5 separate regions of the Mus musculus genome follow, and regions 1, 2, 4 and 5 are each linked to region 3. A link is a loop called in an ENCODE intact Hi-C map of the cell type or tissue named here. Cell type or tissue: left cerebral cortex. All regions are shown on one strand.

The links. Peaks named below come from ENCODE experiments on the same cell type or tissue, not always from the same donor. Only the 100,000 strongest peaks of a DNase experiment are listed, where the experiment ranks them.
Region 1: a loop joins it to region 3, with 9 times the contacts of the local background. A loop is called at or near these places in 22 of 42 quality-filtered maps.
Region 2: a loop joins it to region 3, with 8 times the contacts of the local background. A loop is called at or near these places in 12 of 42 quality-filtered maps.
Region 4: it touches region 3 in a loop (6-fold over the local background); 4 of 42 quality-filtered maps call a loop at or near these places.
Region 5: a loop joins it to region 3, with 2.3 times the contacts of the local background. A loop is called at or near these places in 3 of 42 quality-filtered maps.

Annotation. Positions count from the first base shown.
Region 1 is chr9:122,613,146-122,618,145 of GRCm38, reverse strand. No RefSeq gene overlaps it. Among named protein-coding and RNA genes, the nearest start is that of 9530059O14Rik, 43 kb to the right of the region's middle. In left cerebral cortex, a CTCF peak has its summit at 2,636 (motif pointing left); DNase peaks (open chromatin) are centred at 179 and 2,653; H3K27ac peaks cover 129 bases.
Region 2 is chr9:122,419,210-122,424,209 of GRCm38, reverse strand. No RefSeq gene overlaps it. Among named protein-coding and RNA genes, the nearest start is that of Gm35454, 16 kb to the left of the region's middle. In left cerebral cortex, CTCF peaks have their summits at 856 (motif pointing right) and 2,919 (motif pointing left); DNase peaks (open chromatin) are centred at 2,901, 3,226, 3,902, 3,961 and 3 more places; H3K27ac peaks cover 664 bases.
Region 3 is chr9:122,685,441-122,690,440 of GRCm38, reverse strand. No RefSeq gene overlaps it. Among named protein-coding and RNA genes, the nearest start is that of Mir138-1, 5.1 kb to the right of the region's middle. In left cerebral cortex, a CTCF peak has its summit at 3,061 (motif pointing right); a DNase peak (open chromatin) is centred at 3,070; H3K27ac peaks cover 448 bases.
Region 4 is chr9:122,474,018-122,479,017 of GRCm38, reverse strand. No RefSeq gene overlaps it. Among named protein-coding and RNA genes, the nearest start is that of Gm35454, 38 kb to the right of the region's middle. In left cerebral cortex, a CTCF peak has its summit at 2,569 (motif pointing left); DNase peaks (open chromatin) are centred at 2,550 and 3,438.
Region 5 is chr9:122,244,770-122,249,769 of GRCm38, reverse strand. The region is part of intron 11 of Ano10 (anoctamin 10); the gene reads left to right. Among named protein-coding and RNA genes, the nearest start is that of Mir8106, 27 kb to the left of the region's middle. In left cerebral cortex, CTCF peaks have their summits at 1,354 and 1,944 (motif pointing left); DNase peaks (open chromatin) are centred at 1,367, 1,631, 1,938 and 4,846.

The sequences.
Region 1 (5,000 bases), 72 kb after region 3:
ACCCTGTCCTGCCCTGGTGGAGGCAATTTGTAGGGACTTAGAGCTTTGCTCCCCACTAGGAGACCTCCATTGTTTCTGGTTTTACTGGAATCTACGGATACTCAAGGCACCATACCTCACATGTCAGTGTTACCTAATGCCTGTGTCTGGGGCGGGGGTGGAGGAACAGGTTTTTCTGAAGCAATCAGAATTCCTTTAATGGAGAACTTGGAGCTGGGAGAAGTAGGTCAGCACTTGGAGCAGCTGGTTATAGCTCAGCCAGGGAGCTCAAGACCCTGTGTGGCTGCGATGACTTCAGGTTCAGATCAAGTCTAGGGCCATCCAAAGCCTTATCTCAGTGTGTTTCCTGATACTGGGAACAGAGAATATTGCTGCGTCTATCAGAACTGAGGTGTGTGTGGAAACTGCCATTCTAACTGAAGGCTGCTGGGGCATTCGATTAAAAAAAAAAAATAGTGAGAGGAAAAAGGCTGGCTTTCTCGAGTCTTACTTAAGAGCTTAGAAGCTACCACCTTTACAAACAACCTGTTCATACTATCTTTTTCTCACACACAAACTGAGAAAACTGGAAAATAGGAGCTATAGAACCCTGCTCAGGAGAGAACTCGGGTGGTGTGGTGCTTGCCGTGCATGCGCGAGGGCCTGAGTTTGGATCTCCAGTCCATGTAAAAAGCTGCACATGATGGCTCACAATCCTTGTGCTGAAGAGGCAGAAATGGGAGGCTCCTTGGCTCCTGCTGGCTACAAAATCTTACTGGACCCATGACTATGAACTCCAGGCTCATTGAGGAATCCTGTCTCAAAAAAATAAGGCAGAGAGTGACTGAAGAAGACACCCAACATTGACCAATAGCCTTCATATAAAAGCACACACATGTGTATATATCCCCCTCCCATGTGCCCAATACATACATGCATGAAGTGTGCTGCATACACACATACCTCTTAACACAATAACATGAGAAGCCAAAAATATGTATATGTATAAAAAAAGGTATTTAAAACAGGAGACAAATTTTAATAATGGGCCTTCGCATTGACTGTGTGCTCAGTCCTTTCCTTAGACAGAACAATGTTGATGACATTATGTCTCTTTAGAAGGTTCTTCAGTTTATCAGACAGAGCTAACAATAGACATCGAATGTGACATCTCACATCCCGGACTTCTGCAGGAAGTGATTCGAGTCACATAAGCACACAGGCTTAGAGGAAAATCACCGCACACTCGGAAAATCACCGCACACTCGGAAAATCACCGCACACTCACGCATACAACTGAGGGCTCTCAGTGTTCTTATCCATTCGCCTTCTCTAGATTGATAATGACTGGCTAAGGAAGCTTGTGTAGTTGTGTACTTGTCTGGATCTTTGTTTTAAGGACATTATCTCAATAGGAGAGAGAGAGAGAGAGAGAGAGAGCACTGTTGTTCCTCCCCAGATATCCAGACATGTGCATATGTGAATGCTATACTGGGCACATACAGCAACATACTAACAGACTAAGTTCATCACTATCAGTTGTGAAAGCATGGATAATTGTCTGTCAGTCTGCATCTTTCCTCCCCACAGTGAGTTATCTTCTGTTTGAACAGCTAGGAAAGGAAAGTGTCCAACACAATATGGCTGGTGCTAACTTGCTGCCTGGGAAGTTTCTAAGACAGGGGTTCCAAGAGCCCCAAACACTTTTTCCACTGGCATAAAGAATTTATCAGTCATCACTTAGGAAACCCAGAGCCAGATATCACCAACAAGACCAAATTCTACCTTGGGCTAAAGGACTCTCCACAGGCCTCAGGGTAGCTGAGACATGGGACCTCAGCATGGCAGATCAAAGAATGAAGCATTTCCCACTATTTTTTTGGGGGGGGGGTGTTTAGCTACAAGATGGCTAAATAGACAAGTTTTAAGGGTTCATTTTCTGTTAGAAATATACAACTGTAAATTGAAGAGTGTCATTAATAATAGCACAGGATTTCAATGTTCCCATGAAAATCTGATATCAATCAGGACACCAGGAAAGTCAAAATATCTCACAGTCAATAAGAAGTGTGCAGACTCTGTGCAGGTCTTGGTTTCATTCAAACAGGTTCTAAGTGGCCTGAAGAACCCCTTCAAGTTCAAATCAAGTAAAAATTAATATATAATTAACCTCAAGTTAATTCAATCACAACACAAAATCTCACAAAAATGTTTCTCAACTCCATTTTCACATGCATCAGGTAGGGACTCTAAAATGTCAGAGATCTCCAGCTCAAATGTAACACCCAAGTGTTAGCAGACTGCAGGACAACACGGGTGAGCGGCTGCCACAGATGTCAGAGGTCCAGGTGTAAGAGTGTATGCCCAGTGATTCATGTTATAGATAAATCTGGCTTTGCAGAGGCTCCCTTTAGCATATTCTCTGCTAGAAATGACATCACTGCACCAGCAAAGCAGAGAGGTGACTGGGAGGTCACTTCAGGGTGCTCTCCTGAGCAAGCTGCGGAAGACTGGGGAAGAACCCTAACCCCACCAGGCAGAAAGTTCCACGAGGAGGAGGGAGAAGGGAGGAAGGAGTGACCTGTAGCAGGGCCACTGGCTATTCGCTACATTGGGCACACAGCCATGGGGCCCCTGCTCTGCTCTAGGCTGCCCCCTTCTGGGCACTAAGAAGTATGGCATATGCCTTAGATCCTCTTCAATCCCAGCCTGACTTTCATTGCTGTCTTTTCACCTCTCCAGTTGTGCTAAGGAGGGTGCATGGACCATTACAGTCCTCTCACAACGATGGGCTTCTCCTGAGTTTGTAGACAACTTGATCAGAATTTGTTAACTTGTTGCCTGGTCATCAAACACTAGCCTGTGAGTCAGCTTTATACAGATGGTCTGAAGGGAAGTGATGGTCTAACCCTAGGGCCACACTGTCCCAGCCAAACTCTCCAAGGAACAAATGGGAAACAGGAAGAGAGACAGGCAGAGCTTAGTTCCCTCTCAACTGATGCAAGGCGGAGCCAAAACTCAGCAGGTGTGATGGAAATTCTAAATCTCCCGCAGGAATGTGGGCTGTGCTTGCAGAATGGCCTTGGCCAGCAACTCATGCAGCCCTGCTTCCTAGGTATGGTAGGCTCTACTTCAGAGGTCAGGGGTAGGCTGCAACTGCTGCCTTTCAAGGTTTTAGTGTGCAACTCATTATTCCCAGTTGAATCTTTCTTCTTGTTGTGTTTATACACTACTAATCCCTTCCCTCTGTGAAACAGCTCAGGCCTTTATCCCTTTCAGCATCTCAGTATGGATTGGCTTCTAGGCTCCCATAGGAAAGCTTCAATCAGTTCTTTGTTACACGGTGGGAAATACCTTCCACCACCCCTTCAACAGGGTTCCTACTGCACATGCCAGAACTCTGCTTAAATCATTGGTACTCTGGGGGAGGAGGGAGTCTCCTTTAAGACACCTTTCCTACCCCAAAGTCATAAAGACACATGTGTTTTCCTTCTAAACGTTTTAAAACATGCCTTACATTTAGTCTGGGATGTAGTCTGGAAATTTTTTTTTTTTTTTTCCGAAACAGGTTTTTTCTGTATAGCCCTGGCTGTCCTGGAACTCACTCTGTAGACCAGGCTGGCCTTGAACTCAAAAATCCGCCTACCTCTGCCTCCTAAGTGCTGGGATTAAAGGGGTGTGCCGCCACTGCCTGCTGTAGTCTGGATTTTTTTTTTTTTAATGTCACATTTGAGAACCATATCCAAATTTATAGTTAGCTCCCTGTATGAAAAGGTAAAGCAAAACAAACAAATAAACAAACAAAACCCAAACCGAAACAGTAGCAAATCCCAGGCATCCAGCAGGGAATTCTGAGCTGGCTTCCTTTGCCAACTGCTTGACAGTGCCTGCACCCCCCCTTCCCTGCCCCCCCCCCCCCCCCCCCGCCTCGAAAGCTTCGGAGGTGCGACTCTGCAAATGCTTTCTTCTAACACTATGTAACTCAGGGTCCTCGATAGCTCAAGCTGGCCTTGAGCTCCTGGTCATCCCCCTGCCTCTGTCTCATCAGTGCTGAGACTACAGGTGTGCCCACCAGAACCATTTATGCCAAACTAGACTCTCTGCAGGCTAGGCAAGCACTTTATACCAGTTCCACACCAAGTTTGTGAATACCGTTATTGAAACTGTATCGAAGTGATATGCTAATTTGGGGGAAGCTGCACCCCCCCCCCATTTACAGTATTAGTTTGTTTTTATTTAAATATTCTTTCTTCAGAGGAAACTTCACAGCTCTCTGCGCTCTGGTTCCTTCGCTATTAGATTTATTTCTGTTTCTCACTTTCCAGCTAATGGAATCCTTCAAACTTCATTTTCTACTTAGAAGTCACTCGTGCTTAAGAATGTTACCAAACTAGTCTCTGTCAAAATTCCCAGATGCACGGAATGCTTCTAATTATGTAGATTATCTGGGATTTTCCAGATAGACTGCCATATGGGTTTCAGAAAGTTGAAATTTCTCTCCTTTTCAACCCTTCTAATTTCTTTGTTAAGTCGCAGATCCTGGCCCTTCAGGATGCAGGAATCGGTGTCGGGGCTGCATTTCTTACATATTACTTACTGACCAAGATGTTTACTTTAACTTCTTGATAAATATCCTTTATTCGTGCTTGCTGGTAATTTTTTTTAAATTGAGAATGAATGTAAATTTCTGTAAGAAATCATTTCATTCATTCATTGAAACATGTTAGCACGTGACTGAGGTCAATTTACATTAGCTTTTTATGTAGAGCCGCCATGTGTTTCCTAGGCTTCTCCTGGGCTTTGCTAATAGATTTCTGCATTCAGCTGACTGGTAGGCCATTTAGAATTCCATTGCCAACTTCTGTCTCAGAGCCGTCACATTCGTATGTGTGTATTTGTGTGTGTATATATGTACGTGTGTGTATATATATATGTATGTGTGTGTGTACTATACATACATATATACCATACACACACACATACATATAGAGTCAGACATTTTCAGAAGTTTTTAGTTACAA
Region 2 (5,000 bases), 270 kb after region 3:
CACACACAACTCTCCCAACTAAGCCACATCCCCTAGCCTACCTTATGAGGCTTTAACAAATACTCCACAGAAGAAACTCATCCCCCAAATAAAGAGCTTCAATACAGAAGAGTGACTTAAACCACCCAGCTTCCCTCTCCTGCAGCCCTTTGTGGTAATGAAGCTCATCAGATAAAAGTGCTGCTGCCCTCGATGAAGCCAATTGTTCTCAAAAGTCGAAACCCTAAGTATGAAAACCCATGTGCTTGCACAACTGTCAGACCTAGAATCTGCATCCCCAGAGCCCATGTACATGCTGGCTGGATGTGGTAGCCCATCTGTAATTCCAGCCTCTGAAGGTGGAGGCAGGGGATTCCCCCAGAGCAAGCTGTCTATGCAGACCAGCTATGTCAACAAAGCCCTGGGTTTGACTGAGAGACCCCGCCTCAAAGAATCAGAAGGGAGACATGTATTGACGATTCCTGACATCAGCCCGGGATCCCACATGCACATGCGTACACATACATGCACATGTGTGCAGATACATGTGCACAGGTGGAAAGGCATATACATACACATCACACACACAAAAAGGAGGGTTCCTCTCAAAGTGTGGACATTAAAAGGCGCTACTGGAATCTTGTCCTTACTGCTTAACACATGAGCAGACCCAGCAGGTCATATTACCTAAATCCCAGTTTTCTTTTAGTCAATGGCCTTCAGACAACAGACCTTAAGAAAAGTCAGAGAGCTGTGTACCTACGATGGGAACACTTTTCTGCTTGTATATTACACTTTATTTAAATGTTTCATTTTTAGTTTTCATTACATGTATATGTATGAACAGGTACACAAGGATGCAGTGCCTGAGGAGGCCAGAAGAGGGCGTTGGATTCCGGAGAGCTGGAGTTGCAGGCAGGTGTAGACTGCTCATCTTGGGCACTGGAACCCCACTTGGGTCCTCTGCAGGAGTCAACTCCCCGGCTCTGATATTAAGCTTTAGCAAGCTCATTCTTGAGACTGGGGTGTGACTCGCCTACTTGCCTGGCATATACAGAGCCCGAGTGTCATTTCTCTAGAAATGAAAAATTAAGATACTAAGTCTGTTTTCCTTTCACCTGCCATCCACACAGTTAACCCTCCTTCAGATCTGCCCGTGCCTCAGTGTGCTGCAAGAGTCAAATGGGCCGATTGCCTTGAGAACAATCTCTAAGCCACCGCCGCCGAGAGTCAGGAGAGGACAGCCATCACCATGGAACCGTCAGCCGCATCCACCCACCCACACCATCCGAACTGGGGCTGGCAAAGGCAGTGTGACAACATCCCGAGAAGATTCTGGAAGAAGGTGTTTCCACTCCACACCAGCTGGGCCACTGAGACGATTATCCTCGTCCCAAGTCTATCTACTTACAAGGTAGGCACAATGACCTTCACTCCACCTGGTAAATGCCCACAAGATGCTAACTGAGCCTTCTGTCATAAACGCCAGATCTGTGAATACCGCCCCCAGCCCTGCATCTAGCCGATCCCAAGGCCTGTGCTCCGAGGGGCTGGGCTGGAGTCTGCTTGCCCACACTGGCGATTGTGTCCTGAAGCTGAGCAAGAAGTGGGGGAAAGCAGCAAGTGAGGGTCCTTCTGGGGCTCCAGTCTCTCCTTGTCTAGAGTCACAGACCCCCCTCTTTCTTCATTAAGGTGCTTTTCTTCCCAAAACCCCCAATGTGAAATCAAAAGCAACAGGTTCAAGAGAGCAGGTGCTAGAGTGAGGACAGAGGCAAGAGGCTGGTCCATGCTGGGAGCATCTTTTCCAGCTCTGGGTGGGGTGGGGATGTCGTGATACTGCCAGAGTCACAGAGACAGAGCTCAGTGTCCAGGATTTGTCTTTCTCAGTGTGAGTGAAGAGAGGCCGTGTGAGGAAACCAGGCTCAATCGCTTTTCCTCTCCCACCACCCAGTCCAGGTAACAGCAGAGTGCTTCACACAGCCTCAGAGAATGCATCATGCTTCCCTGAATGGCCACCCCAGCCAGCTCCTTTTCCTCTACCTGGATTCAGAAACAGGAGCTGCACCAACCTGGTGACGTGACGTCCGGGTGGGAAGGCGTGGGAGATAGAGCTCACAGTTTTCCCGGTCCTGATATATAGGCCACCCCACACCCCCACCCCATTCCCTGGTGACTCACTCCACCTCTCTGTTGCAGTCTGATGAACAACTTGAGCCATTAAGGAATGGAACAAATTACTAAATGGGAGACACAAAAGAAACCCAGGATAAATTATAAACGATGCTCTCTCTCTCTCTCTCTCCTCTCTCACTAAATCGTATCTTTACCTACTGAACTTGAAAAAGCAATAGACTACCATGGCAGAAGTACAGGGGTTTAAGAGGCCCTTTTCTGAGAACCCCAGGGAAGCCAGGGCACAGGAGCTAGGCTGCTTTCAGCAAGGTCTTGGAACTAATTCAGTGGCTTGAAGGTGGGTGCTGCAAAACATGCCTGACACCTGAAGGCTGAGTAGAACCTGCATTCAGATGCCACCTCTGTGAAGCACGACGGTGCATGTTATCTCTGTAGCTTGTAGCTACAGGTTAGTAGTTGCCGTGGTTATAGGCAGCAACACATAGCTGTGGAGTGTGTTGCCTTGGTGAGCCAGGTCACCTCTGTGGAACACATTACCTACCACTGAGCCACATCTATGTAGCTGTGACATTAGCCATCACACAGCCAAGGACACTAGGACCCTTGTTCCCCAGGCTAGAAGGAGACCTTGCCCTGATCTTGGCATTGATGGCTTCGTGCATGTATCTAAAACCTTGACCAATGGAAGGAGAAAGAAACATGGACCTTAGCTCAATGTTTGGAAGCTCTGACAGGGTGGGGAGCCAGGGAGCCTTGTCAGCATTAAGGAAATGGACGCAAGAAGAGGTCGCCCCCTGCTGGTCACAGCTGGGAAAGGCATATCAATAATCCTATTCCCGGCAGGGAGGGAGAGGGATTGCAGTGGTTATTGGGCAGGGCAGGCATCTGCTTGCTGCTTTGAGAGTCACCCGGCTGAGTCTGTGTGATCCTGCGTAATTCTTAAGCTACGGGTCAGGAAGTTTCAGACAAACAGCAGTGTTATTCTGGAACTGGGGGTGGGGAGGGGAGGAGGAAGGGAAGGATTTCCTAAGCAAAGTTTACAAATTGTGCAAATGTTCAGAAGTAGTGTCACCAATATCTTCCCTGCCTCCAAGGCACCAGCTGTGAGCCAAGACGAGAGCAGGGAGTGGAGAGGGGGAGGTGAGGGGCAGACTCTTACGTTATAGCAGCAAGTGACACTCCCAACAGAGTGGCCCTATGTGGGTGGGACCCATAGCCTCTACACCAAGCAAGGACCTTAATCTCATTTGACAGACGAGGAAATAGAGTCTCAGGGAGTGATCTGTCAAAGCAGGTTCTGAGTCAGGATTTTAACCATAGTCTAAGCACTATGCTTTATTCACATCACCTAGCTATCTCTGAGTCTGCGCCCATTGTATGTGAGGGGTGGGGGTCCTGGTGGCTCACTTGAAGCCAAAGTAGGCTTTCGTGATGCCCCCACAGTCTTGCTACACTGCCTTGGCTCCTCTGACGTTCAAATGGGGAGCAAGGTCAGATTTTTCCACATTCTCAGTATTCCGGCTCATCTTGTGCATTTGTATTCTGGGATTTGATCTCTCCTCACCCCTGCCTCTTGCTTAACTGTTCCCTAGATGAAATTTTAGTCTTAGCCAAAAGGGCACAGCTCCTAGTGAAGCCAGAAGTCAGAGCCTCCTCCCTTGCAGCCTCAGTGAGTTCCTTCACAGCCTTCACAGACAGCTTGCTGCCAACACCACCCTGGCCTGTCAGCAGAGCTCACTGGGACTCCACAAGCCACCCAAAGTGACACTGATCTTCACAGCTTTTCTGCATGCTCCCTTGTTCCCTTCCCTGCATGCATTAGAAAGTTAACAGGAGAACAAGAAGACTTAAGAAACCCCCCAGCCATCGTAATTAACATGCAGAATGCTTTTCTGGCAGTGCACAGGCTGTGGTAAATCGGGAAACTTCTTAGCACAACATATATTTAATCTGTGGCACTTGCTTTCACATGAAAGTCAATCAGATATTTTAAGGGAGCTAACGAGGACTCTCAGATTGAGCTACTAACAAACACAGGTGCAACAAACTCACCTGGATCTATTTTTCTAGGATTTTTAAAAAAAGATATGTCTCGCCCATGCCAAGCTGGTCTTGAACTCATGAAGTCAAGGATGACCTCGCATTTCCAATTCTGCATCCACCTCTGTCCCGGACACTGGGATTTCAGGTGTTCGCCACAACACCCAGGTTTCTGCAGCGCTGCAGGTGGAACCTAGGGCTTCGTGAACTCTAGCAACTGAACTACATCCCAGCCTTCCTGGAAATGTGTGCTAGGCACCAGGGAAGTGACCACTGTCTAGTAATGGAGTTTGCATGAGAATTTCCCAGTTTACTGTGGAACTCACATTCTGTAGGGGGAGAGGGAGTAGGCAAAGAAAAAAACAGGGAAACTAAGTAACAAAATTCCAGTTGTGTGAAGTGATAGGGAAGAAGGTTCGGGAAGTCGTTTGTGAGGAGTGACTGTTGAGGTAAGAATTGAAGCTTGAGGCAACAGAGGTGAGAGGGCCTGGGCACGCCCAGACAGGTGGACAGGAAGTGAGGTGAGAGGGACTGCCCAGACAGGTGGGCAGGAAGCCTCCAGCAGCATGTGTTGCTGAAGGGAACTTTCCAACAGATTATATTTCTATAATGAAAGGTTCCATTAGTTACAGGCCTGGGAGGGAAGGTTTGGTTGGTTGCTGGGGTGAGAAAAATAGCTCACTACAGGGGAAAAAAAAAAGCAAGCTGCACCTCACATCACAGATAAGTGGAAAGATCCAAGACCTCACAGCATGAAGGGCAACAGAAATCAGGAGCTAATCAGAAAAAAAGAGGGGGGACCCTAAGAGGATCATCACATAATCTGAACGCCACGAATCACAATCTCA
Region 3 (5,000 bases):
AGCTGAGCTAACATGCAGATAGCCTATGAGTCTCCCATGAGAATTATACACATTTGGCAGGCTGGGTATCTAGCATTCCAGCATCGACAGTAGAGGAACCCAGGACTGTTCACAGTACAGTCTTGCACCAGACATCAGCTGTATCCTAAGCCCTACTGTGTGACCTTTGGGGTGCACCCATGCAACAAAGTAGATAGTGAATCCTGCCCCGGGAAACTCAATGTCCGGTGGGAGGAGACCAGACCACAGGTGACTTTTGTGGGCCCAAATGACCTTCCCTCCAAAAAGGGATGATTGGGGGTTGTTTTCATTTTTATTTTTTCTCACTTTCAGCATGCTGGCCCCAAGCCCCAGGTTTCAACTTGGAGACAGTTAGGAACCTTTGAAATTACTCATGTCTACATAGCCGGGGATAGGTGGCAGGAACTGATTACAGAGTGTGAGCAGAATGCCTTTTAGGTAGTTGATCAGCACACCTCTGGGGGCATGATAGCCCAGCTATGGGACCTAAACCTGGTCCTCACATAAACGCTAGGAAGAATTTGCTCGCCTTCCCAGGGGGTGCTGGGTTCTGAGATGACACAAATGTTTAGCACATGGTAAATTCCACCAGGGTCCTGAGGGCATTGTCTTTGTCCTAGATCGTGAAAAACTCTGGTTCTGGGAACAAAGGGCTAGGCTGTATGGCCAGGGCAGGTTTCTTACCATTCCTGATCCACCTCTTGGCTGCTGGATGCCTAGCGAGTGCCAGAGGTCTGCCAGTCTCTGCCTCTCATCTGCTGGGACTACAAGGACATGCTGCTCCGACCACCTTTTTTTATGTGGATGCTGGGGATCAAACTCTGTTCCTCATGCTTGTATAGCGAGCACTCTACCGACCGAGCGCCGTTCCCAGCCTTTTCATTCCAATGCCTTTAAAAATAGCATTTCAGACGCCATGCGACACCGCTTCGGGGGGTTTTTTGTTAAGGAGAGAGAGGGAACAGCAGGTCAGACTTTTAATTTTTCCTCTAATTTTCCACTGAAAATCAGAATTATGGTGAACACCTCGGACTTCAATTCTGTCTCCAAGGCCCACAGGCTCTTCCCTCATCATTAGCAATACGTGCAGTTTCCTGGATTGTGACAGGATGTAGAATACAGCTTCCTCCTGGTCTGATTATCAGTGCACATGATGGAAAAGCTCAGAACTCTCGGTCTGAATTACTGTGGTTTTCTTAGGGAAAAATGTACTTGCCTGGGTCAGTATCTACCAAGAGGCTATGGCTTAGGTCTGGAAGGTCTTTGCCTCTCTGGTTTATCCAGAATGTATGAGGTCATCCACGAGGTGAACATAAAGGCTATCTATAACTACCACCAAGGTAAACAAGGACGATTACACACTCATTCTGAGGTCAGAGAGGCACAAGATTTAACTGTCAACACCACCTAGTGTTTGGTTGTCAGCCCAGAGGCCGATTTTTCTGTGATACCATAGACACGAGTGCTCTGTGCTGGACATGCCAGCCTCTCTGTTTCATACTTGTTCATGAAAGAGAGGTCAAATCAAAGGCAGGGCCTAGAGAAGCATTGGAGAAGGCAGAAGGTTCATGACTCTGAAGTGGTAAGCAGCCACTTCGGCCCCCCGGGGAGGTCTCGGTCTCAAGATCCTCTTCTTAAAACGAGGCTGCTGCGGACTCGGAGTAGAGCGCGCGAAGCCTTTGCAGTGTGCCGTGTATGAAGACAGCTAAGGCTTTGCATTGGTACCTGCAGCCTCCCTGTGGCAGGGATCAGACGTGACCTGAGCATCTTTGTTCAGAACATAAGAGGAGTCAGGACTCCACAGCCCAGGGCACCTGGAGTTTCAGAAACTGCTACTTAGTATTCAGTGAAAGCCATAAGCATCTCACATGGCTGCAGACTGTGGGCCAGGGAGCTTCTCAAACCATTTTCTTGACTCACTCCTTTCCAACATGGTCCCGACGGCTTGGTTTGGAATGTGTGTGTGTGTGTGTGTGTGTGTGTGTGTGTGTGTGTGTGTGTTTTACAGGTATGCATTACCGTATCTCAGATTTTCTTTTTCTTCCTATCAGTGTGCTGTGGAACTCCCTGGAGTGCTTGCCAATGCTCAGCACAACTGGGGTATGACTGGTCAATTGCATGCCCAGTAAGTTCCCAGGGGTGCTGAGGTTGGGGGTTCCAGCAACAAATTAGAAAAACACTATTTGATATTCAGTATTACAAGGAAACCTCCTTTCTGAATCCAGTTTTCCCCAAAAGTACTGACCAAGGCCAGCAGAACAGTCCGAAAGAATAAGACACTGGGTATTGAAGTGTGTGTGTGTGTGTGTGTGTGTGTGCGTGTGCGTGTGCGTGTGCGTGTGCGTGTGCGTGTGCGTGTGCGTGTGAGTGTGGATGTGGATGTGGATGTGGATGTGAGTGTGTCTGTGCATTCGTGTGTGCATGCTACAAGCCCACTGTGCCCACAGCTTTTTGTGGTCAGCAGTGGACCACTCTTAGAGAATCTGCTTTTTGGAGTTGGGCTATAAACATAAGGCCTCACAGTAGTTGTGATACAGAGAGCCTAAACTTACCACTTCCTGGGGAGATCATACGTAGGAAGAGCAGGGGAGAGAGAAGGGAAATCGGCTGGGGGTGGTGGTGGTGGTGATAGGGCAACTTCTAGTACTTGCCAGAGATCTGGGATGGGGAGAGGTCCCAGAAGGACTAAGGGGGCGACTCTAGCTGAGATATCTAGGAATGGGAAATATGGATCCTGAAGTGGCCACTTCCTACAGCCAGGCAAGACTCCCAGTGGAAGGATAAGGACAGCAATCCACTCACAAAACCTTCAACCTCAAATGTGCCCTGCCCACAAGATGTGCAGGGACCAAGATAGAGCAGAGATGGAGGTATTGTCAACCAATGGTTGCCTGAAATTGAGACCCACCCCATGGGCAAGAATCAGTCTCCAACACTATTAATGATACTCTGTTATGCTTGCAGACAGGAACCTAGCATAACTCCTCTGAGACGCCACCCAGCAGCCAATGGAAAGAGATGCAGAGACTCACAACCAAACAGTAGATGGAGCTCGGGAGTAAGAAGTTGGTAGAAGAGCTGGGAAAATGACTGAGGGACCCTAAGAGGACAGGGACTCCACAGGAAGACCAACAGAGTCAACTAACCTGGACCCTTGGAGGCTCCCAGAGACTGAACCACCAACCAAAGAGCGAGCACAGGCTGGACCTAGGCCCATTATATCAGACGAGCAGCTTGGTTTTCATAGAGATCCCCCAACATAGCAGGGATTCCCTGAGCCTGCTGCCTGCCTGCCTGCCTGCCTGCCTGTGGATCCTGCTAAATGGACAGCCTTGTCTGGCCTCAGTGGGAGAGGATGAACCTAGTCCCATAGCAACTTGATATACAGGGGTAGGATGGGGTGGGGTTGACACTCAGAGGGTGGAATAGGGGAGGACTTGTATGAGGGGCACAGGGAGGAGAGGAAAGGCTGATATTGGGTTGTAAAGTGAATAAATAAATTTAATTAAAAAAAAAACAACAACAACAACAAACCTTACCACTTCCTGTGGCACAGGCTGCTAAGAGAAGGCTACAAAAAGCAGGGCTGTACAGTCTTGTTTCTTTCCCACGGGTGTTATCAAATCCTCCTAAGTGGAGGGTCTAGAATGTTCTGGAGCAGGGACTGATGTTCTCAGTGAGTCACAATGCACTTTGGAATGAAAGACACACGATGGGCAGACATGTGTGGCTTGGAGTGGTGCTCTGGTGGAGTTGTGAACTGAGAAGAGAACCCAGAACTGTGCTCCACACCCCAAACACCGAGTTCCAAGTAGGCCCTCATCAGAATTTGCAGCTTCAGCCTTTGAAGGTCATATATAAACCTCAAAAGATCTTTCTGGTATCACGCCAAATTCAAATCGACATTCTTCTAGGCCTTAAAGGATTCCCTCATTTTCTCAGGATGTGACCTCATTCCATATTTTACAAGGTTTTAAATCATGTCCCATCACCAAAGCCCTTCAAACAAGGTTAAAACCTGTTATAAAGGACTGTGTGGTTGTTGGTGGTGGGGCACCTAGTTAAAGACACTAGGGTAGAAGGTTCTGAGAATACGGAGGGCTTTCCTGGGTCCCTGGGAGTGACCAAGCTCCTCTGCATCATAACACGGTGGCTCAGGAGACAGACTTCAGGGCCTAGGTTTGAACAGCAGGGACACTGGTGACCAATGACATGGATGTTACCCTGGTGGCACTTTCTGTTAGCGTGGGTCTACAGCCCACCCGATAGAAAAAATGGAGGAACCAAGGCAGCACCTGGCAGAAGATCTGCTCTACTGGTAGCTGTTGCTGCAACACTGCCAAAAGGAAATAAAAGATGCAGGACTCAATAAAGAGCAAGGGATGCTCAGGGGGGATGCCGGGAGGACATTCAGGGAGGATGCTCAGGGAGGATGCTCAGGGAGGACATTCAGGGAGGACGTTCAGGGAGGATGCTCACAGCATGGGCACACTCGCCCATTCATTTAGCAGACTTATTCTCAGTGCCAGTGAGCAGGGACAAGGCTGTAACAGTCAATGAGCAGAAGCCCTGCCCCCAGGCAAAGACGAACCCTGCCATGGAAGGCAGAAGGGCGGAAGCAATGAAGGCTCCAAGCATAGGGAATGCATCCTGCCATGTTCGTGGACTGGCAACTACCTGTTCTTCTTAAACTGGGAAACTAGAGCTCTCTGAAGTATCTATGAAACCACCAATCAGGCATCAGTCATGGGAGGATGGGCTGGGAGTATCCTGAAGCCTGGGCACCGGGGAGGGCAGGGGGATCTCGGAAGAGAACAGAAGGATGGGAAGGGAGAGGATTGGGAGAGAAGGATCTATACCCATCGCCAGGCCTTCTACAGGGAGGGCAAGGTCAGGTCCTTATAGTAGCTCAGCCCCATGGGGGGCTTACGTGGTCTGAATGTGTGTTTTGAGAAGATGATTATGAGCATGCAGAAAAT
Region 4 (5,000 bases), 210 kb after region 3:
ATGGACCTGCCGCCAGTGCCATGATGGTGTGTGATGTTGCCACCCTGGCACACACATGAACCCTGGAATAATTCTGTAAAAGGAGGAGTCCTCGTATCAAAATTCTTTCTCTCCAGTGCTCAGAGCATGAACATTTTCTGCTGTCTTTGGAAATTTTTCTGCAACCAACTCAAAGGAGATAAGACCCAAGGGCTCACTATTGCCTGCCATGTCAGAGAACATGGTGGAATTAACCTTGGCTGCAGCAAGCCTGGATAGGGGTCAGCTGCATCTGCAAAGCCAGCCCTTGCTATTATTAAACATCAGAGTAGACACTTGAATTTGGACTGCCTTGTTGTAAATTATTCTCTTTTCTCTAAATGGCATTTCCTTGCACAGGGGAGGAGCCACACCTGAGATGTGATATTCGGGATAGGTCTTCTCTAAGGTGACACCTAACAGGCAGGGTTAAGTGTCAGACCCCTGTACATAACTTGAAGCCTGAAACACACTGGTGGAGAAAGGTCTCCTTGCCATGGAGGCCCCTCCCTGACTGGCCTGTGGGTGATGCCCCCCGAGCACATTCTCCTCCTCTGTGTGGAAGCCAGTGGCTGCTGCTGGCTGGGGTATTGTCTGCTGAGAAGCAGGGAACCAAGAGGCAGCAGTGTTTATCGATCTAGTAATCGACTCTTGTGCTTCCGGATAGATTATCTTCCCGGAGTCTTAGCCAGCAGCATCCAGCTGCTAATGCGATGCCAGGCAGCAGGTTCTGAGCTTGGAGGCTGCACAGGCTCTGGAGACTGGCAGTCAAGGTGAAGTTCACATGCACATGGTCCACCTTGGGCCACATTTGACTGGCCAAAGAACCGGCCAGATGAGACAAAACTTGTAGTCTCACAAGCTCACTGTTTAAAAGTAACTCTGTAGAACATGCATTGGAGGCTCCGGGTGACTGGGATTTGGCTCTATAGCACAGGCACTATGGTGGGTAGCCAGAGGAGGGTGTTTCCTCAGACCCAAGAGTTAAGGCTGCATGGCAGGAACACAGTCTGATACAGTTTTTCAGGGAACAGATTTAACCACGTCCTTGTTCAGAAACCCATTCAGCTGAGCATGCTTTGAGGTCATTACCATCCAAGGTCACACTGTTCCTGAGGGCAACCACTCTCAACCATTGATGCATAGAGGCCACACCAGTCCAATCTTCCATAGAGAACCTTCCGGGATGTTCTTCAACCCTGAGTCCCATGGAACCAAACACTCTGTGCTCATGCTGGCATTCATCTCTTCACCCTTCAGGGGTTGTTTCCAAGAGCATGACCTAAAGATGCCACACACAGCACCATAGGGCCCAGGTGGCCTGATGACTCTTGGCCTGTCTGAGAGAAGTTGCAGAGGTAAGCATCAGTCACCCCAAAATATCTTCAATGCATACTCTTACCTGACTTTTTAAACAGCGAGGAATCAGCTGTTGACATTCCTGTCTGGCTGCCTGCCTCTCTATCATAGGGCAGATGTATATCCATCCATCTTTCCTTCCATCCATCCATCCATCTATTAAATTGCTAATCAAGCATATAATAGGTACATATAGATGATAAGTAGAAAGATATAAATACAGGTAAAGGACTGATAAATAATAGATAATTGATAGTTATTAATAGATACCTGTAGATATGTGATAAAATAGATTGATGTAGATATATCTCTCTATATAGATATATAGATAATTGATAGATGACTGGTAGATAATAGAGATTGATAAATGAGATGTGGATAATAGACAATATATAGATGACTGATAGATGACAAGTAGAAGTTAGGTAGATGCATAGACAGAGAGACAGATATCACCTTCGGGCAGGGGTGCAGCTTAGCATGGCTCACATTGATTGACCATCAGCACTCCTCCTCTCCCACTCTGCTCTGCATTCTGTGGGCTCTGTGGCTTCCTTCTCTCCTGTTGCCCACTAGCCCTATCTTCTCTCCTGGGTTCCATTTACAGATCAGTTAGGGTCCCTTGAGGAAGAATAAGATGCCAATTATTTGAGCAAAAAGAAATTCATACAAAGAAGTGTTGCTAGGCCTGGCGGCAGGCACCTGTGGTCCCGAGTGCTCCGGAGCTCCAGCAGCAGCATGGCCTGAGCCTAAGAATTTGAGATCATCCTTGTAAAGAGTTAACTGTGTAAGAACAAGACAGAAGATTCTAAGGGAAAACAGAAGCAGCCACTGTAGGAAGCTGTCTCTACTTCCAGGGCTGGGGGAATTAATCAAAGAACTAAGATTGTCACAGTGCCTAGACGATTTGGAGGGAGGGACCTGGTACAGCATGGTCCCAGATATCTGGAAGGAGCGGAGCATGGCCTCTTCTGCAGAGAGGGTGCTGGCACAGCATAGGCCAAAGAGCCACATCTGAGAAACAGATGATGGAGACATTGCTCGTGGGTCCAGCAGCTGCTAAGCAGCTGCTGCAGTTGGGAGGGAAAAGGAGCCCAGGCAGGGGCAGCTGGCTCTCTGAGGAGAGACTGCCCTGGAGTACCTGCTTTCTGCTTGGCCTTCCATTCTTCTTAGCACCCCCTGGTGGTCAGAACAACAGGGTGTTGCTGACAGGAGAGAATCCTTGCTTTGCAGAGTCCCTGGCCAGTACCACAAAGAGTGATTCATAAATTCAAGGTCAGACACAAAGGGTCACCAAGGTGATAAGACCCAGAGAGACCTGTGATAGAGGAAGAAGGACTGTATGTGGCTCTTCGTTCTTTGAGAGCTCAGGCCTGGAGTAGACATGCCTCCTTGGGGACAGATTTGAGGTTGGATGTGAAGGAGACACGAGAGCAGGGATATGGAATGGAGCCTTCCTTCCAGGGGTGGGACCGGATAACAGGCAGTGGAATGGATATCACGCTCCCAGAAGAAACAACCTCTGAAGGAACTGTCTACCATTTGCCAGACCCATTGGAACCCTAGAGGTGAACAGAGCTCAAGGTGTGCCTCATGGGTCAACAAGGGCACTGGGGGCAGATGGGCAAAGATTGTCTTTCCTACTCTGGAGCTAAGGAGACTGAGGTCGAAGGATCAGCAAGCAGAGACGTCAGCTAGTGTGCCACAAGTACTCAGGAGAGCTATGGACGATGCCTGGCTCATTTATAGATAACAATGTCATGTCAAGTCATCACAAGACTGGACACTCCAGATAATGGGCCAAGGGTGATATTAGGGGAATCCTGAACTCAGCACCAACGCTATCCAGTTATCTGGCCCCAGTGAGGAAGATGAGAAGGCAGTTTGGTTTCTGTGGAGTCAGAAACACAGACAGGCCTCAACCCCTATAGAACAATCAGACTCTATCTATCGTCAGACTAGCTCTCCATGCACAGGACTCAGGCCTGGGAACCCAAGGGTGTGAGCAGGTTGAGTCCTGTAATGGGTTGCTAATTGTTCTGATTGCAGCTCTGGGTAGAGTGTTTCTGGAACTGCAGAGATCTGACAGGGGAGGAAATACCAGCAGAACATTCTGGATGAATAATTCAGTGTGCTGAAATGGGAAATGAGAAAGTTTGCTTTCCACTAAACTCAAATTTGAAAAGAAGAAAAAGGAAATAGGCAAGCTGAACTGAGAGTGTGGTCTCCTCACACTCAGACCTCAGTGTGCACTCTCCCCACACTCAGACCCAAGTGTGCACTCTCCCCACACTCAGACCGGAGTCTGCACTCTCCTCACACTCAGGCCTGAGTGTGCATTCTCCCCACACTCAGACCTCAAGTGTGCACTCTCCCCACACTCCCCACACTGGGACCTCAGTGTGCACTCTCCCCACACTCAGACCCGAGTCTGCACTCTCCTCACACTCAGGCCTGAGTGTGCATTCTCCCCACACTCCCCACACTCAGCCCCAAGTTTGCACTCTCCCCACACTCAGGCCTGAGTGTGTACTCTTCCCACACTCAGACCCTAGTGTGCAGTCTCCCCACACCCAGACTCTTTCTTGCATCATAAAGCACTGATTCACAGTTTACTCATGCTGATGTATGAACACAAGCTAGCATGGGAAAATACCTTCTGGTCACCTTCTTGTCCATAAATTTGATTCCACAGCTCCTTAATTCCCCTTCATATGTTCATTCTACAGATATTATTTGGGCAGCTCCAGCAGCCAAGCATAGCACGGGGTTAGAGGTTCTGTAGTGGGGAGAAGCTCTATATTGTTCCCATGGGGTGCACTGAGGGGCTAGTGTTCAGGTATTAGTGTAAGTGACACACATCAGTGTCTTCTTCTGTTGCTGTGACAAAATACTGACAAAAGCAGTTCCAAGTGGACATGGGTTACTCCAGCCACAGCTCAAGGGTGCATCCATCATGCCGGAAGTCAAGGCAGCGGGATCCTGAAGGAGCTGTCACATCACATCCACAATCAGGAAGCAAAAAGGAATGAACTAAGGCGAGTGCCCAACTCCTACGTCCATATGTTTATATAGTTCAGGATCCCCAGCCTGGAGAATGGTCCCATACCAAGTAACCAAGAAAATCCCCCTCCCAGATAAAGCCAGAGCCCCATCTCCCAAGTGACTCTAGAATCTGTCAAGCTGACAATATCTAACCATCACAACAACAACCTACGGTTTTCTCTTTTTCTTTTTCTTCTTCTTTTTTTGGCAATGCTTGGGATTGAACCCACGGCCTCACACTAGGCATGGTCCACTTCTGAGCTGCATCCCAAACCCAATAGTCTACAGTTTGAGATACATTCTCTGTGGGAAAAGGGCTCAGCCAGAAAGATAAATACTCTATGTAGAGCAAAAAAATCAAACACAGGGAACAGGTTACTTCCAAGACGCCTGGGATGACGAAGGAATCTGGAAATTATCAACAGCAGGTGTCACTTCACAGAAGAGCCAGAGAGGTGTGGTCAGAGTACAGACTTGAAGCCAGGAAAAGAGGAGCCCGTGGTGAAGATTGGGCCATGGAACAAAGGCATGGCAAGTGTGAGAGGAAGACACAGAAAGCCAGCTGTGGTGCCCCAAGA
Region 5 (5,000 bases), 440 kb after region 3:
AGAAGGGATGAGAGTCCTGAGAGACACAGAAAGCTTGACAGTCGTTCTGTCTGCACAGCAGCACCGTTCCAAGCTGGAGGATGTGAGTGTGGCCATCTCTGTTTCTACCTTCCCTTCTCTGAGCTTTCATGGGCTCCATGTTGCTGCTTCCCTGGGTTGGATGCTCCTCTAATTGGATCCAGGGCCTGATGCTCCTGCCTTGGCTCGGGTGACCCTTGGCTCGGGGCAGCTCTGCAAACTGCCAGGCTCCAGTTGTTGGTACTCATACACCTGAGAGTTCCCTCCCCCTGGTTGGTAACTTAAGTATTTTTCTGTGTCAGTACAAAAATCAACCTTGGAAAAAATGTTAGATATAACATTACAGCAATAAAAAAAAAAGTAAGTTAACCAGTTTTACTGTAGCACTACTGAGACAGCTGTATGCCATATGGCCTCTCTGTAAATAAAAATGGAGCATTTAGAAATAAATTAGAAAACGTAGGTTTTGGTTGTGTGATCATGTCAGTTTATAAAGTCATGTTGAGATTCAGTTCAGAGTTAGAAGGTAACTGCTAGGCGACATGAATGTCAGTCAGCTCAGCCGTGCCAACCACTCTGTAATGTGTGTGCGATTCACACTGACCCGCAGCTGTGCACAGCTTTTGCTTGTCAGTTCTACTCAACGAAAAACTACCACTGGGTCAAACTACTTTAAAGAAAGGAAGTAATCCATTTTCTATAAAGTAAAATCATTAATTTATATCATTCCCTGTTTTCCCCTGAAGTTTTTGTTGCTGTTTGTTTCTTGGAGACAGGGTGCCATGAAGCCCAGGCTGTCCCCAAAGTGTCTGTGTAGCTGAGGATGCCCTGAACCATGACTGTCCTTTCTCTGTGTCTAGGTGCTGGGATTACAAGCGAGCTTCACCATCGGCTTTTATTAGCTTTTGAAAATGTCTATCTCACAGATAATACTGCATGTTTTACTTTAATGTATTTATTCATGGTCTCTAAGTAAAATTTTGCTCATCCAAAACGCCACAGCAAATTATAAAAAATACATAAATTATGTTTTAAATAAAAATTTAACATATTGATAGAAAGAAGCAATTTAAAATGTTACATTTCAAAGTCATTAGCATCTAAGTGTATTTATGTGATTAAGATTTGTCGCAGAACAAAGACCTTTTGGAAAACAGTCCCTGTGATAAACTCGGCTGTACTTGTCTCCTGGCCTCACACCTCCAACCCCAGATAACTTCCACACTTCTGCTTCTTTCTGATGCTTGGATTTCTTTAGAGTTGGATCCACTGCACCCTCCAAGCATGTCAGGACCAACAGTGAAAGCTGCTGTGGCGTCTGTGTGCTTACTGCCACCTAGCGCTGCCCTTAGAGACATGGCTCGTGACACGGCTTTGTGCAATAGATTTATCGGGGATGGACAGTAGACCTGAGCATGAGGGGAGAGCACACTGAATGTGACCGTTTTATGGGTTAAAGTTTGATATTGGAAATACCATGAACATCAGCCCACAGATCATGTTCCACAGTCCCCTGAGAAGCCACCTCATGCCTGAGACATCCTTTTGTCTCTGATGTTGTTTCCAGCCGAGGGCCACGCCTGTAAGTGCAGAGTCACAGTACCAGTGGAAACAGCAGTGGGCCACACAGTCCAAACTCCTGTGTGGAATGATGTCCCGTTATCTTGTGTATCAGTTATATCAGTCCGATATGCCAAATGCTAACCATTTAACCTCTAAATGCTAATCCTCGGAATGCTAACACTCTAAAGGCAAAAGTGAGCCAACAGTTTGTTGGGAGATTGACTGCATTTTAGGTTCTAGTGACTAGTGAATCCGTTGTCTCTGTTCATGCTTAATTACTAGTTTGAAAAATACCCCTTTAAAGCAGTTTCTTGTGGGTATGGGAGAAGTAAGTTATAGGATGCACTCGCCCCCTACTGGTTAGAAATGGAACTGCGGGTCATCTATGTAGTATGCTAAGAGAGGAGGACGGGTTTTTCCTAGTTTCAGTCATAATATAGTCAGCTCTCGGAAGACAGCTGTTCAGGATTTACTCACTTTAACTCTTTGTTGAATGTGTTGCCCCCTCTCTAGAGCAGGGTGGGCCACGATGTAGATTGCTGTGTCCTGTGGTTACTGTGGAGTCTGTCACTGAGCCACCACTTAGAGCACCCACCCTGTCCTCAGCGGGATCGAGGTGTGTCAGCCTGCCCTGCAGAGACAAGGGTTTGGAGTGAGCAGGGTTTGCTGCCACCTGTAACGGTGAGATCCGAGGGGGACTGCTTGTGTGAGAGAGTGAGCACAGAGTCCTTGTGACGGGAGACGGGTGTGATCTGACTGGTGTGACAGTGCCAGCCCTGTCACCATCAGTTCTTCACCAGGTCATCACAGCAGAGATGTCTGAGTCAGAGTGTAGCTGAGTGACCACCTAAGGCTCCCTTCTCTGAGCTCTGTGAATTTCTCCTTTCAGCATTAGTGCGAGTGCCCGTGCTGGCCATGGCGTGTCTCCCCAGCCCACGTCTTGATGGTTGACTGTGTCACAGTTTGCTCTCATATTAGTTTCCTGCTCCCCTTTCTTTTTCTTCCCTGCTGGGTTTGCTTCCACACCTCAGTCCAACCTTCCCTGCCCCGACTCACCCCTCCTTGTTGTTGGTTCTGACTCTGTCCAGGCCCTCAGCATTGGCTGGAGCCAGGGTCCCGCTGTTTCTCATCTGTGCTCTGCAGAGTGTCAGTTACGTGTCAGTCTTGTGTCAAACATTACATCACTAAGTGTGCTGTAGCTGTTCTCTGCTACTTCATGGGTTCTTTCGTCCACCCTTCTCTGCCCATTTTCCATTCCATCAACCCTAAACACTAGAGAAGAGAGAAAAAAAGAATAGGGAGGGAAGGAAAGAGGTACTTGAATAGTCAGGGGTCTGAAAGGGGAACTGTGTTATCATTAGACTACTTTTTGCTGATGAGGGGCATCGAGTTCCTTGTCGAAAGTTAGAACTTCGCAGTAAGAATATCTAATTATTTCCCTCCTTCTCTTCCCCTCTCCTTTTTTCTTCTTTCTTCTTTGTGGAAGGCTACTTAAACTGCAACCACCCCCAAACAAACAATCAGCAACCCACCCCGGCTCTCTGGACCCTAGCATTTATATACTCTCTGAAAAATTCCCAGAATTCCAAGCATTGCACCCCATGGGATGCAGCTGGCAGAATCACGCCTCTGCTAGAGCCTGAGGCAAATCATAATCAGCTGCTATGAAGAAACCCCATATCCCCAGACCTAGGATTAAAACAAAAACATATTCTTACAATGTTTCTGTTGTTTTTAAAGAACCCCAATTTCCAGATTTCTGACTATAGTATGCAGTTTAGCAGTTCTCACCTGGGCGCTTACAACCAGTCCCCACTAGGCTTGCTGTGTTCCAGCTGCCTCTTTTTGCCCCACAGTAATGCACAATAACTTTACTGACTGGATTTAGTGACACACACTCCTGGGTGTGTCTGTGAGTGTGTCTCCAGACATGGGATCGGGAGGGCCCTGCTGTAAACAGTAGGTTTGCAATGCAATGGCATTACTGGGCAGTGGTGAAAGGTTGGAGATGAGGCCAATTTAGTGCAGATAGGTTCCTGGAGTCACGTGATAGGTTGTTCTGGTTTCTTCCTGTGTGACCTTTCTCTCTGCTTCCTGTTCACCAAGAAGTAGAGAGTAGCTTCTACCTCATGTTCCTGCCGCCAGGCTGTTCTGCCCAAGCAAACGGAGTGAGGCAGCCATGAACTAAACCCTCTAAACCATGAGCCAAAGCAAAGCCCTGCTCCCTTAACCCCTTCACCTCAGGCGTGTTAACAGCCCCACGGAAGTGATGGCGCACCCACACTGTCTGCTCATGGTGCTGTTCTCCCGGGATGATATTCTAACCACGTCTGTCCTCTGTGATGGGAAAGGCTCTCAGTGGTTCCCCTTTGCCTTCCACCTGCCCTGGTTCCTGCTCTACCATAGGACACCTGGTGCCCTTTGTGCAGCTAGCAGGACGCTCACACAACTGTCTAATCTCCATTGTTTCCTCTCCAAGATGGAGCTCCCCAGGCCTGCTCAAGGACCAAAGCTCCCCAGGGGCTGACAGGCGTGTGCCAAGTCACTTCATGAATGGTTTCTAGTGATGAAACAGTTCTTACTAAGAATTTGTACAAGGGCAAATAAATCACAGGGTTTTTTTCCTCCCTCCGTGTTCTTTGTGATAGTTATCTGAGAAAGAATTTCAGAGTGGTAATTGGTAAGCTTGCTGACTGTACTTTTTGGAAGAATATTAAGAAAACCTCTAGGCAAAAATCTTAAAATTCTATTATTTGTAAGAATACCCTGTAAATTTAGAACATGTTTAGTGGAGCTGGAGAGATGGCTCAGAGGTTAAGATCACATCACTATTGCAGAGGATCCAAGTGCAGCTCCCAGCACCCGCACTGGACAGCCCTGGGACACCTCTGCTTGTTTTGATAAATTGAAGTACCTGCAGAAGGATTAGCTACTTGGAATTTGCCAGCTGACGCTGTCCTTTTCAGAAATGCAGATCATTGTGGTTGGCTTTATTAAACTCTGATAATTTAATTGCAAGCTTGGCCAGGAAGAGCCAACAGTCAACTGTTCATGGTGTCCACTTCCCAGGGGGGTTGTTGTTGTTGTTTGTTTGTTTTTGTTTTTTGTCTTACATGTGTTGGGTTCTAGCTCTTCTATTTGTGTCCTTTTGGATGGAATCATGAGCTAGATTTTCCCCTAACATTTGTGCTTTGGTTTTGAGTCAGGGTTGTGAGCTAGCCCACAGGTGTGAGTCACCACACCCAGCCCGTCTTCCTACTTCTGTTTTTTTTATCCTTGCTGGTCATTTTTTATGTTTTCTAGTCTTACTCTAGGCTGCCCCCATCTTCAGTTTTTTATCCAGTTAAAATGCTCTGTGTTCTGTGGTTGGCTTAAAGGCAGGCAGGGCGGGTTCTTCCATCAGATGCATATTTATTTTA